Linked DNA regions of Homo sapiens: region 2 is linked to region 1. Evidence: read pairs that join two places in POLR2A ChIA-PET (ENCODE). Cell type or tissue: A673. All regions are shown on one strand. Each heading gives the region's core, and the rest is flanking DNA. Links, peaks and the distances in the headings are about the cores only.

The links. ChIA-PET counts read pairs that join two places held together with the same protein. Peaks named below come from ENCODE experiments on the same cell type or tissue, not always from the same donor. Only the 100,000 strongest peaks of a DNase experiment are listed, where the experiment ranks them.
Region 2: POLR2A ChIA-PET joins it to region 1 with 10 read pairs; 1 of 35 experiments calls an interaction of 5 or more read pairs at or near these places.

Annotation. Positions count from the first base shown.
Region 1 is chr14:97,232,161-97,237,543 of GRCh38, reverse strand. No RefSeq gene overlaps it. Among named protein-coding and RNA genes, the nearest start is that of LINC02304, 80 kb to the right of the region's middle. In A673, for the core only: no CTCF peak of the experiment used is centred there; DNase peaks (open chromatin) are centred at 1,633, 1,973, 3,883 and 4,007; H3K4me3 peaks cover 413 bases; H3K27ac peaks cover 4,901 bases.
Region 2 is chr14:97,163,945-97,169,327 of GRCh38, reverse strand. No RefSeq gene overlaps it. Among named protein-coding and RNA genes, the nearest start is that of LINC02304, 12 kb to the right of the region's middle. In A673, for the core only: a CTCF peak has its summit at 5,073 (motif pointing left); a DNase peak (open chromatin) is centred at 5,087; H3K27ac peaks cover 3,192 bases.

The DNA.
Region 1 (5,383 bases), core at 71-5,070:
GGAACACAATCAGAACGTTTAATTATCTTGGTTTACAGATAGTTTTAATTTTTTTCCTTATACTCTCCTGTATTTTTTGCTAGTATTCTCTAATAAACTTTACCAGTTTCCAATAAGAAGAAGAAAGATATGATTTTAAAAATAAGCACTGAAGAGTCATCTTGTGGTCAAAGGCAGAGCGCTGAGCTAGACTCCCCACATCTCCCCAACAGCTTGTTTTCTCCAGGATGACAAGAATCTATGGACTCTTCCCACTTAGGCGCGCCCTAACGCAGGGCCCTTTTCTGTTCCTTGTCATTTTCGTTCTCCTAACTCCTTGTTCACCTCCCACCACTCGCTCCTAATGTCGGCTCTTTATTTCTGGACTCTGACACTCCCTTCCTCACTCCCCCTTTTTCCCTGGGCTCAAGTCCAATTCTGAGCCTAATCTTGCCCTGCTGGGGAACCCAGAGTCAGGTGTCTGCAAGTCTCTATTAGGACATGGGGTATGGTGGGCAGCAGGCATATGGAGGGCATAAGCTGCCCATCGCGGAGCTCCTCCATGCCTGGCCTCGCCAGCCACTCATGTCCAGACACCTTCATCCATAGTCACCAAGGCCCACGTCATTAGATCTGACCTCAGGCCACTCCTCACAGTGAAGATCAAGACATGGGAAGTGAGCTAATTTGCCATAGGACTTTGGGCTGACCCATATCAAAAAAACAGAGAGAGAGATATGAATGGCAGCCACAGAGAGGACAGATGGAGTTCTGGTGTTTGCGCCATGAGATTTGCTGATGGGCAGGTGCCCATCAAGTGCTGCTCCTGGGAACTGGAAATAAGAGTGAGGCCTCACGAGAAGGCACCAGAAGGCAGAGGCTGGCCAGTAGTGCTTGGGTTGGAGACAGAGGCCATGCTCTGTCACCTCCTCACTGTGGGCCTGAGTAAGCGACCAGCTTCTCTGGACCTCAGACTCATTATATGTAAAGCAGGGATAATATCTTCCTAGTCCGCCTTATGTTGTACTCAAATAACATTTATTGAGCACCTGCTGTGTACCAGAGATTTCTCTAGGTGCACCGCATAGGACAGCAGTGGGCTGAACAAGCAATGGCCCTATGCTCACAGAGCTGACACTGTCGAGGAGAAGAGTGACGATGAGCACACAGATGGACACATAGACCACATAGAAGTGTGTCCCAAGGAATGACACGCGCTACGAATTAAACCACAGCCAGGGAGAGAAAAAGGGGTGAGTGCCACCTTAGGGCATCAGGGAAGACCTCTCTGCAAAAATGATGCTGAGCAAAGGCTCAAATTAAGCCAGAGATGAGCAGTGGGGTTTTCTGCAGAGACTCTCCCAAGGCTAAGAGCAAAGGCTTGGGGATGAAGGCGCATGCCTGTGCCTTTGAAAAGCAGGGAGGAAGGGGCCAGGTGTAGTGGCTCACACCTGTAATCCCAGCACTTTGGGAGGCCAAAGCAGGCTGATCATGAGGTCAGGAGTTCGAGACCAGCCTGGCCAACATGATGAAGCCCCATTCCTACTAAAGGAAACTACAAAAATTAGCCAGGCTTGGTGGTGTGTGCCTGTAATCCCAGCTACTGGGGAGGCTGAGGCAAAAGGTTCACTTGAACCTGGGAGCTGGAGGTTGCAGTGAGCCGCAATCGTGCCATTGTACTCCAGCCTGGGCGATAGAGTGAGACTTCATCAAAAGAAAGAAAGAGAGAGAGAGAGAGAGAGAGAGAAAGGAAGGAAGGAAGGAAGGAAGGAAGGAAGGAAGGAAGGAAGGAAGGAAGGAAAGGAAGGAAGGAAAGGAAGGAAGGAAGGAAGGAAGGAAGGAAGGAAGGAAGGAAGAAAGAGAAAGAAAAAAAAGAAAAGGAAAAGCAGGGAGGACGTCTGAACAGCTGGACAGAGAGAGTGAGGGAAAAACAGGAAGGTGCAAGACCAGAAATGGTGGCAGTTTGGACTAGTGGGGGAGAATGCAGGAAGCAGTGGTGGGAAATGAAATAAGACAGGATAGATCTTGAAGGTAGAACAAAAAGAATGTGCTAATGAATTGGATCTGGCATGCAAGAGACAGCGAAGCATCGAGATATGTTTTGGTACAATTAAACAGTGTATGAGAAAGCAATTTACGAACTGTGAAGCACCAAACAGGAGTATGAGCACCAAGCAAAGGGCCTCATACACAGTAAACGCTCAGGGAAATTTCACTGAAAGATCAGTAGTGTCCCCTAAGTCACTAGGCTTGGGAGCTGATGTTTCAAACCTGTGCAGGAGTTTTCTGAACAACTTGTGATGCTGTTGTCTCAACCATAATGATGCCCATGTTTTACAGAAAGAATATGGAGGTCCAGAAGTTGAAAGCTAACCCAAGTAGCAGAGCCAGGATTTAACCCTTTTTGCCAAAAGAAGGATGGATAATGTGATCAGTTTAAGGTGGTGCAACAGGAAACAGGGACAGTTTCTTTTCATATTAAAAACTAAATCATTTGTAAAGAAATATTTTTTTCTCCCTTCTCTATAACCTCTTTCCTTCCTCTTATTTAGTACAGAAAAATAACACTGCAGCTAGTAGAAAAATCCCTGCCTGTAACCACTGGCATCTAGATTTCATTTTCCCTATCTACCCCACAAATCACAATCCATTTGCCTGTAAAAATTACTCTGAAAACTTCAATTTTCTCCCTTGTTTATTCCTCCCCATGTGCTAAGTTTGCATTACTTGCTGTTAATATAAATGGTTAAACCGTTCAGTTGACTTTTATTATCAATTGGTATTTATTGTGAATAAGCCTTCAGTTATTATGTTATTTAAAAAGCATGTGGTAATATTCTTCTGAAAAACAGCCCTACAGAATAGTTTATTAGTATATTAATTATATGACTTTTGATCCCCAGAACAAATGTAATGATAATGTGAAATATGTCAGCCTGGTTTGCCAAATGCAGAAGCCTGTGATGTTTCCCTGTCTTATGTGCCAATAATATAAATAAGTTTGTTTTGTTAGGCAGGCATCTAAACTAGCAAATTCCCTTCCAAATAGCCTTAATATTTATTGTAATGCCAAAGTAATGTCAACATTATTTACAGATTATGAAAAATAATTTAAGGCTTGAGCAAACTTGCTGTTGGACTATAACAAGTTTCCTAATCACAGAAATATTTATTGTGATGCAGTCAGCACACATACTACTGTTTCTGATAATAAGCAAATACGATTAAGTTTTAACTGTTTTAACTCTTGTCAAAATATTTTTCGGTAGGACTGGAATCTTCTGATGTACTGTAACACTATTGATTATATTGTGTAGTTGGTATAACCTCACCTTTTGTATCCAAAATTTTACGGTAAATTGTTAGCTTTCCGGAAGAGCAAATAAATCATTATACTAAATATAGGCTGTCAGTTCAGTACTTCACACAACCTAAAAAAATCAGCCGTCTTTTCTGTGCTTTTTGCAAAACTACTACTTTATTTAGCAACATATTAAAATAAAGACTTTTTGATTGGCTCAGGAGGAAACAAAGGAAGAGAAGCCTAGAGAGAAAACATGTTAAAACATTTAAAAACCATTTTTTTCAAGTACATGACACTTTATGTTAAAATGTTAAATGACCTCTGTTTAAATATTTTGGCCTTTGGAATGGTAGTTCAAGTATGGGGAAGATGTTCCCTATAAAACACCCGACGTGGCCTGTAAAATAACACCAGCGGGCTTATTTCCAATTCGGTTTGAAAGACTGTCTTCCCAACACTAAAGCAATCTGCCAGTGTCAGCCACATGTAAGAATATTTTGTTTCCAGCGAGGTGTTTTACGATGACTTGCTCAAGTCCACGGCTCTAGTATCTTTTCTTCCTTCCTTTGACTTTACCATAATTATTTTCATGTTTGTTTGTTTTGCTTTTTCAAACCTCCAGAGTCACATTCCTGAGCATATAGTTTTCATTTGGTTCAATTCTTAAGACAGTCCAACCTGTTCAATTTTAAAGATGTCTTAATTAGTCTAATCCTGATTGGGCTCCTTCCAAAGCTCCTGTTGGCAGAGTCCGATTTCAATTAACATTCCACTTTCATACTGCAAATGCCCTTGTTCAGACTTAAAAAAAAAAAAATGTGCTATTTTGGATGCCACCTCTCTTCAGCATTATTCTGCCTCAGAAATCATACCGCTCCCAAAATATTTCTAGACACCAGGCACAGAGGAGAGTTCTGGCAATTACTATTCTCTGAAGTTTTCAAGAAATATAATTCCGGCTGGGCTCAGTGGCTCACGCCTGTAATCCCAGCACTTTGGGAGGCTGAGGTAGGCAGATCACCTGAGGTCAGGAGTTCGAGACTAGCCTGGCCAATGTGGTAAAACCCCGTCTCTATTAAAAATACAAAAAAAAAATAGGGCATCATGGAGGGCAGCTATAATCCCAGCTACTCGGGAGGCTGAGGCATGAGAATGACTTGAACCCGGGAGGCAGAGGTTGCAGTGAGCCAAGATCACACCATTGCACTCCAGCCTGCGCAACAAGAGTGAAACTCTGTCTCAAAATAAATAAATAAATTAAATTAAATTAAATAGAGAGAAATATGACCCTGTTGATCAGCATCACACTGGCCATGATTGTGAGTTTTAAGAGGGCAAGGTGCACACATTCTTCCAAAATCAGGCATCAGATCCTTTCTTTAGTTGACATCAGAGAGTTTAAACCAAGGATGTGCTGACACAAATCTGGCCTAGATTACTGAAGACCTAGAGGATTGGGATTACGGACCTTCAAATACACAAATACTTCCAGTTCCCCATTAATCCTGTGAGGTAGGTGTTATTTGTTCCCATTTTATGGATGAAAATGTTTAGAATTTAGAGTGCTTGACTGACTTGTCCAAAACTTCAGAGCTAATCGGGAGCATGTGGGAGGAGACGTTCTTCCACTTGACCATACCAATGTGACAATGTTAAAAAAAAATCGAAAAGGTAAAACAGAAATACAGCAGAGCTATGTTCACTCACCAATAGCTGAAGGATGAGATATTGAATGTAAGCAAATGCTTTGGAGAACTTTGGCTGTTGGGGTCAATGCCAAAGCTGTTTTCCAGGAGGCCATTATCTATCTCTGTTCTTGAGCCAGGTGGCCTCAGTTGGAATTCTAGCTCCAGGAACCTGGACAAAGATACCTAACCTCTCTAGATGTCAGTTAACTCCTTAGTAATATGGGGATGCTAATAACATTTTTCTCACAGAGTTGCTCTTAGGATTCAGTGAGATAAAGGATTATCTAGAGTGCTTTACACAGGTCTGACACTTAGTGAACAGCATGGACTCTTGAACAAACAGCTGTAGACCACTGTTTCCTAACCCCAACACTAAGGACAATCTGGGCTGGATCACTCCTTGCATGGGGGG
Region 2 (5,383 bases), core at 116-5,115, 68 kb after region 1:
TTTTTGCAACAAAGGGAGTGGGGGCAGGCTATTGGAAGAAGGCAAGGGGTGGACAGATTTGATGGGAGGCTGAGGACCAGGCTTGTGTAGGACTACGCTGGCACAGGAGCAGAGACAGCATTGGCAACCTAGCATGGCCCACTCCAACTGCCACCAAGTCCACAAAGCTGGCATCTGGGAGTTTGCGTCTCATGGGCTGAGCCAAGGTCATGAGCCTGTCCCCTTGCTGTACCACCAAGCTGGTGGGAGAAGGACCTGAGCTCCTTGGTGTGGGAGGACAGGCAGCAGAAGGAGGGGGTCACCCAGGACTGGTCTCCTCCTGGGTCCGTGTAGAAGCCAGAATTTTTCCCAAAGGGAGAGAAGGGTGAGATGATGCCAAGCGGCTAAAAGATAAAGAATATTCCTCTAATCTGCCCCCTCTGACACTCCTATGGCCCTTTTGATTTTGTGTACTTGGTATCTACCCTAAATAAAGAAGGCCTCGTAGGAAAAAGAAATGGGGGCACCACTGAGAATGTATAGGATCTCATCCATGAGTTAACCCTGCGGTCTTTAGCAGTTGAAGCTTGACTGCCCCAGAAATCCGTAAAAGGCAGCTGCTGCTACAGGCATTCAACTTTATGGCTCTGGCCTCGTAAGTGTGGGACCACTGTCACTTTTCCTTGCTTCTGCAATGAGATTCTTCCCTTTACTCAGTAATCTTTAAAGTATGTATATAATATTGCATAAAAGCCATTATATGTGCACAACTTAGAGTCTGAAACCTTTTGTGGAATATTACATCAAAAATGTTTTACTGAGTCACTGAAACTCTCTTTAACACCGTCATTCATTCATTGATTCTTCCATTGGCCTGCTCATTCACTAGGTTAGTAGTCAGTCATTTGGCAAACACACTCTGAGCACCTGCTCTGTACCAGCCTCTGCTAGGTGCTGGGACATGGTGAAGGACAAGGGGGATCCCCTGCTCTGAAGGAGCTGAAAGTCTAGGAAAAGATGCAGACATGCCATTTGTGAAATGATAACACAGGGTGGCAGAAGCCCTGATGGGAGGTTCTAAGGTGCCCTGAAGGTGCACAGGAGGGCTTCTAACCCTTGGGCTTTTTGCCGGGAGGTGGGTTCAGGTGGGTTAGGATGAGAAAATCCTTCCTAGAGGAAAGGGCATCTCAGCTGAGACCTAAAGGACAATAAGAGCTTGCCAGGTGAGTCATGTCTTTTTTTTTTAATTATACTTTAAGTTTTAGGGTACATGTGCACTACGTGCAGGTTTGTTACATATGTATACATGTGCCATGTTGGTGTGCTGCACCCATTAACTAGTCATTTACATTAGGTATATCTCCTAATGCTATCCCTCCCCCTCCCTCTCCCCCCACCCCACAACAGGCCTCAGTGTGTGATATTCCCCTTCTTGTGTCCATGTGTTCTCATTGTTCAATTCCCACCTATGAGTGAGAATATGCGGTGTTTGGTTTTTTGTCCTTGTGATAGTTTGCTGAGAATGATGGTTTCCAGCTTCATCCATGTCCCTACAAAGGACATGAACTCATCCTTTTTTATGGCTGCATAGTATTCCATGGTGTATATGTGCCACATTTTCTTAATCCAGTCTATCATTGATGGACATTTGGGTCGGTTCCAAGTCTTTGCTATTGTGAATAATGCTGCAATAAACATACGTGTGCATGTGTCTTTATTTTTTTTTATTTTTTATTTTTTTGTTAAAACTAAAGGATACTACAATTTTTTTAATTTATTATTATTATACTTTAAGTTTTAGGGTACATGTGCACAATGTGCAGGCTAGTTACATATGTATACATGTGCCATGCTGGTGCGCTGCACCCACTAACTCGTCATCTAGCATTAGGTATATCTCCTAATGCTATCCCTCCCCCCTCCCCCCACCCCACAACAGTCCCCAGAGTGTGATGTTCCCCTTCCTGTGTCCATGTGTTCTCATTGTTCAGTTCCCACCTATGAGTGAGAATATGCGGTGTTTGGTTTTTTGTTCTTGCCATAGTTTACTGAGAATGATGATTTCCAATTTCATCCATGTCCCTACAAAGGACATGAACTCATCATTTTTTATGGCTGCATAGTATTCCATGGTGTATATGAGCCACATTTTCTTAATCCAGTCTATCATTGTTGGACATTTGGGTTGGTTCCAAGTCTTTGCTATTGTGAATAATGCCTCAATAAACATACGTGTGCATGTGTCTTTATAGCAGCATGATTTATAGTCCTTTGGGTATATACCCAGTAATGGGATGGCTGGGTCAAGTGGTATTTCTAGTTCTAGATCCCTGAGGAATCACCACACTGATTTCCACAATGGTTGAACTAGTTTACAGTCCCACCAACAGTGTAAAAGTGTTCCTATTTCTCCACATCCTCTCAAGCACCTGATGTTTCCTGACTTTTTAATGATCACCATTCTAACTGGTGTGAGATGGTATCTCATTGTGGTTTTGATTTGCATTTCTCTGATGGCCAGTAATGATGAGCATTTTTTCATATGTCTTTTGGCTGCATAAATGTCTTCTCCAGGTGAGTCATTTCTAGTGACAGCAACGTCATCTCCTGGCGAGGGTTTGCAAGCAGAGGTGTGATGCGATCACCATGGCCGTTTATAAAGATGACTCTGCCGCCAGCGGCGTCTGCTATAAGCAGGGGAGTCACCACAAATGGGGATTAACTGGCCTGAGTGAGACTAAAAGCACATTTGATTAAAGCCAGTAAGGCTCCAGAATTTCTACATGGGAGGGGCTGGGGGTGCCTATCTGCTTGGAAGAGAGGACTGGGGACCTGGTTTTAAAGCTGAAGTGCTGTAATCAACTCACAGTGTATTCTTATATCTTTTTCTGGGGTGGCCTGGGGGCTACAGTACTGAGAGAGTTGGAAGAGGAAAGAAAAGCCCCCCAAGCCACGCCTTCCAATTAAAATAGATTCTTCCGTCATCACTAAAAAAAAATTAAATAAATGAATACGGCCAGACGTGGTGGCTCACGCCTGTAATCTCAGCACTTTGGGAAGCTGAGGCGGGCAGATCACGAGGTCAAGAGATCGAGACCATTCTGGCCAACATGGTGAAACCCCGTCTCTACTAAAAATTCAAAAATTAGCTGGGTGTGATGGTGTGCGCCTGTAGTCCCAGCTACTCGGGAGGGTGAGGCAGGAGAATCGCTTGAACCCGGGAGGCAGAGGTTGTAGTGAACCAAGACCATGCCACTGCACTCCAGCCTGGCAACAGAGTGAGACTCCGTCTCAAAAATAATAATAATAATACTATAATAAAAATAAAAAATAAATGAATACAAGGGATGAGTTAGCTCCTTTGCACCAGAACAGAGAACAGTTAGGACATGGCCAGTGAAGCAGAGTGTACCCTTCTGATAGGGCTACCAGGTTAAATTCAGGAGGCCCAGTTAAATTTGAATTTCAGATACACACAAATAATGTTTATAAGTATGTCCCAAATGTCATATTATTTGTTGTCTATCTGAAATTCTAATTTAACTGGGAGTCCTATAGCTTTCTTTGCTAAATCTGGCCACCCTACCTTCTGAACTGTCTCCAGATGGAACATTTCTGCTCCCCAGGATGCCACTCTGCAACTAGAAGGCATGGCTTTCTGTCCATGGAGGTCTCTCCGTCTCCAGCTCAGCCAGAACCAGCTTTGGACATTTTCTGGCTAAGGCATTCCAGGGGAGTTATTCATGGAACTGCACTTCCCTGGAGCTTGAGTCCTTCTGGGGGCTTCATTTTTCCTTCAAGGCATTGAAAAGCTGGGCGAGGGGACCTCCCATTGCTTTTGAGACTGTTTGGTTGACAGAGCCAAGAAGAAAAGAAAGGGAAATAATCTGCAAAAGGAATTTTGGAAGAAATAAAATGTCGGTAGGGGAAGGTTTTCCATGGCAATCTAGAATGACCCAGGAGCTGACCCAGCACGTCCTGCAGCCCTGCCACCACCACCACCAACCTGGTGATGAGCTTAAGGACAATTGCAAAGCATAGGACAAACCATTCGCCCACCTCCCTGCCTCCAGGGACCCCAGCTCCCATCATTACCATGGCCTGACATGATTTTTCCTCCCTACTCCCACTCATTGCTCCTCGACCGGGTCCTCAGCAAGGAAAAACTGGATTCAGACAACCTGGAGTCTAACTCCCCACTCTCTCACTGACTACAGTGGGGGCAAGTTAATTGTCCTTCCTAGTGCAGGCAACAAACAGGCTTAAACAAGCTAATGCAGACAAGCCCTAAAGGACAACGGTGTGTGCCTTGTTCCTCCTGGCAGGGCCATGCCTAGCAGGGTGTCCAATTCATAGTAGATGCTCAATAAATCTTCCCTGTGTCTGAACCTGGAATGAGGAAATGCTGGGCTCCGTGGTCTGTGCTATTCTGATTATAAGGAGAAATAAATGGGCTTTTCTGAAACAGCAGACACTATTCACTACTAAATTCACTTTAAAGCCCACCAGGAAAAAAAAAGGGGGCCTCTCCATCCCTTATCACCACTGAGGAAAGAGATAAGGCTTATACCCAGAATGAATTCAGGCTTATATTTATGTAGAGAAGTAATCACACCATCAAAGCTGAACAAGAAAGTGAAAGGGTGTTAAGACAAATGAATTTAAAAGCACACAATACCAGTCCCTGATTTGCTTTCCCAGGCAATGAAATATTTCAGAAGATTAAAAATGGTTATGTAACACCCAGAATCCACATTGTCAAAAAGATTTGTAACTCAATGTTTTCCTACCCAGGTACCAAATGAAAGAGTTTCATCTTGGGTTTGATCCTGGCAATTTTTTTTAAAGATATAAAATATATTGAAATATTTAAATTGTTTGTCAGATGTAAACTTGCCCATGTCCTGACACTTTTAAAATATATCGTGGCTTCAAACATCACTTCTCCTGATAGGATTTTTTAAGTTGTTTTATAATGCATTAATAGTGAAGATCAGAATCCGAAAGACTACTGTATTTGTAATGTTCACTTTTTTTTTTTTTCCCCTCATCCCCTATAATTTCCAGAATGTAATTCTGCCCCCAGCTGGTTAAAACATCTCTGACATCAGAGAGAAATGGGAAACTTCTAAATGTCTCCATTCATCGGGGACCTTCATCGGGGGAGGACAAGGGCATTTGGCTTGCACAGCTAACAATCGCCTTCGGGAATGAGGTTCCCTCAACTCTGGAAGGCTGTGTTTGTTTGTCAGAGGCAAGTACGCACTATTTCTCTTTATACAAGCAAGGAAACCTAAAAAGAGGGGAATGCATTTCAGAAAGACCCAGGTTTGCTCTCTTCCTCCTCTGGAGCCTTACCCTTAATGAGGTATCGATTGCCTGGCTATGATAATTGTGCCGTCAC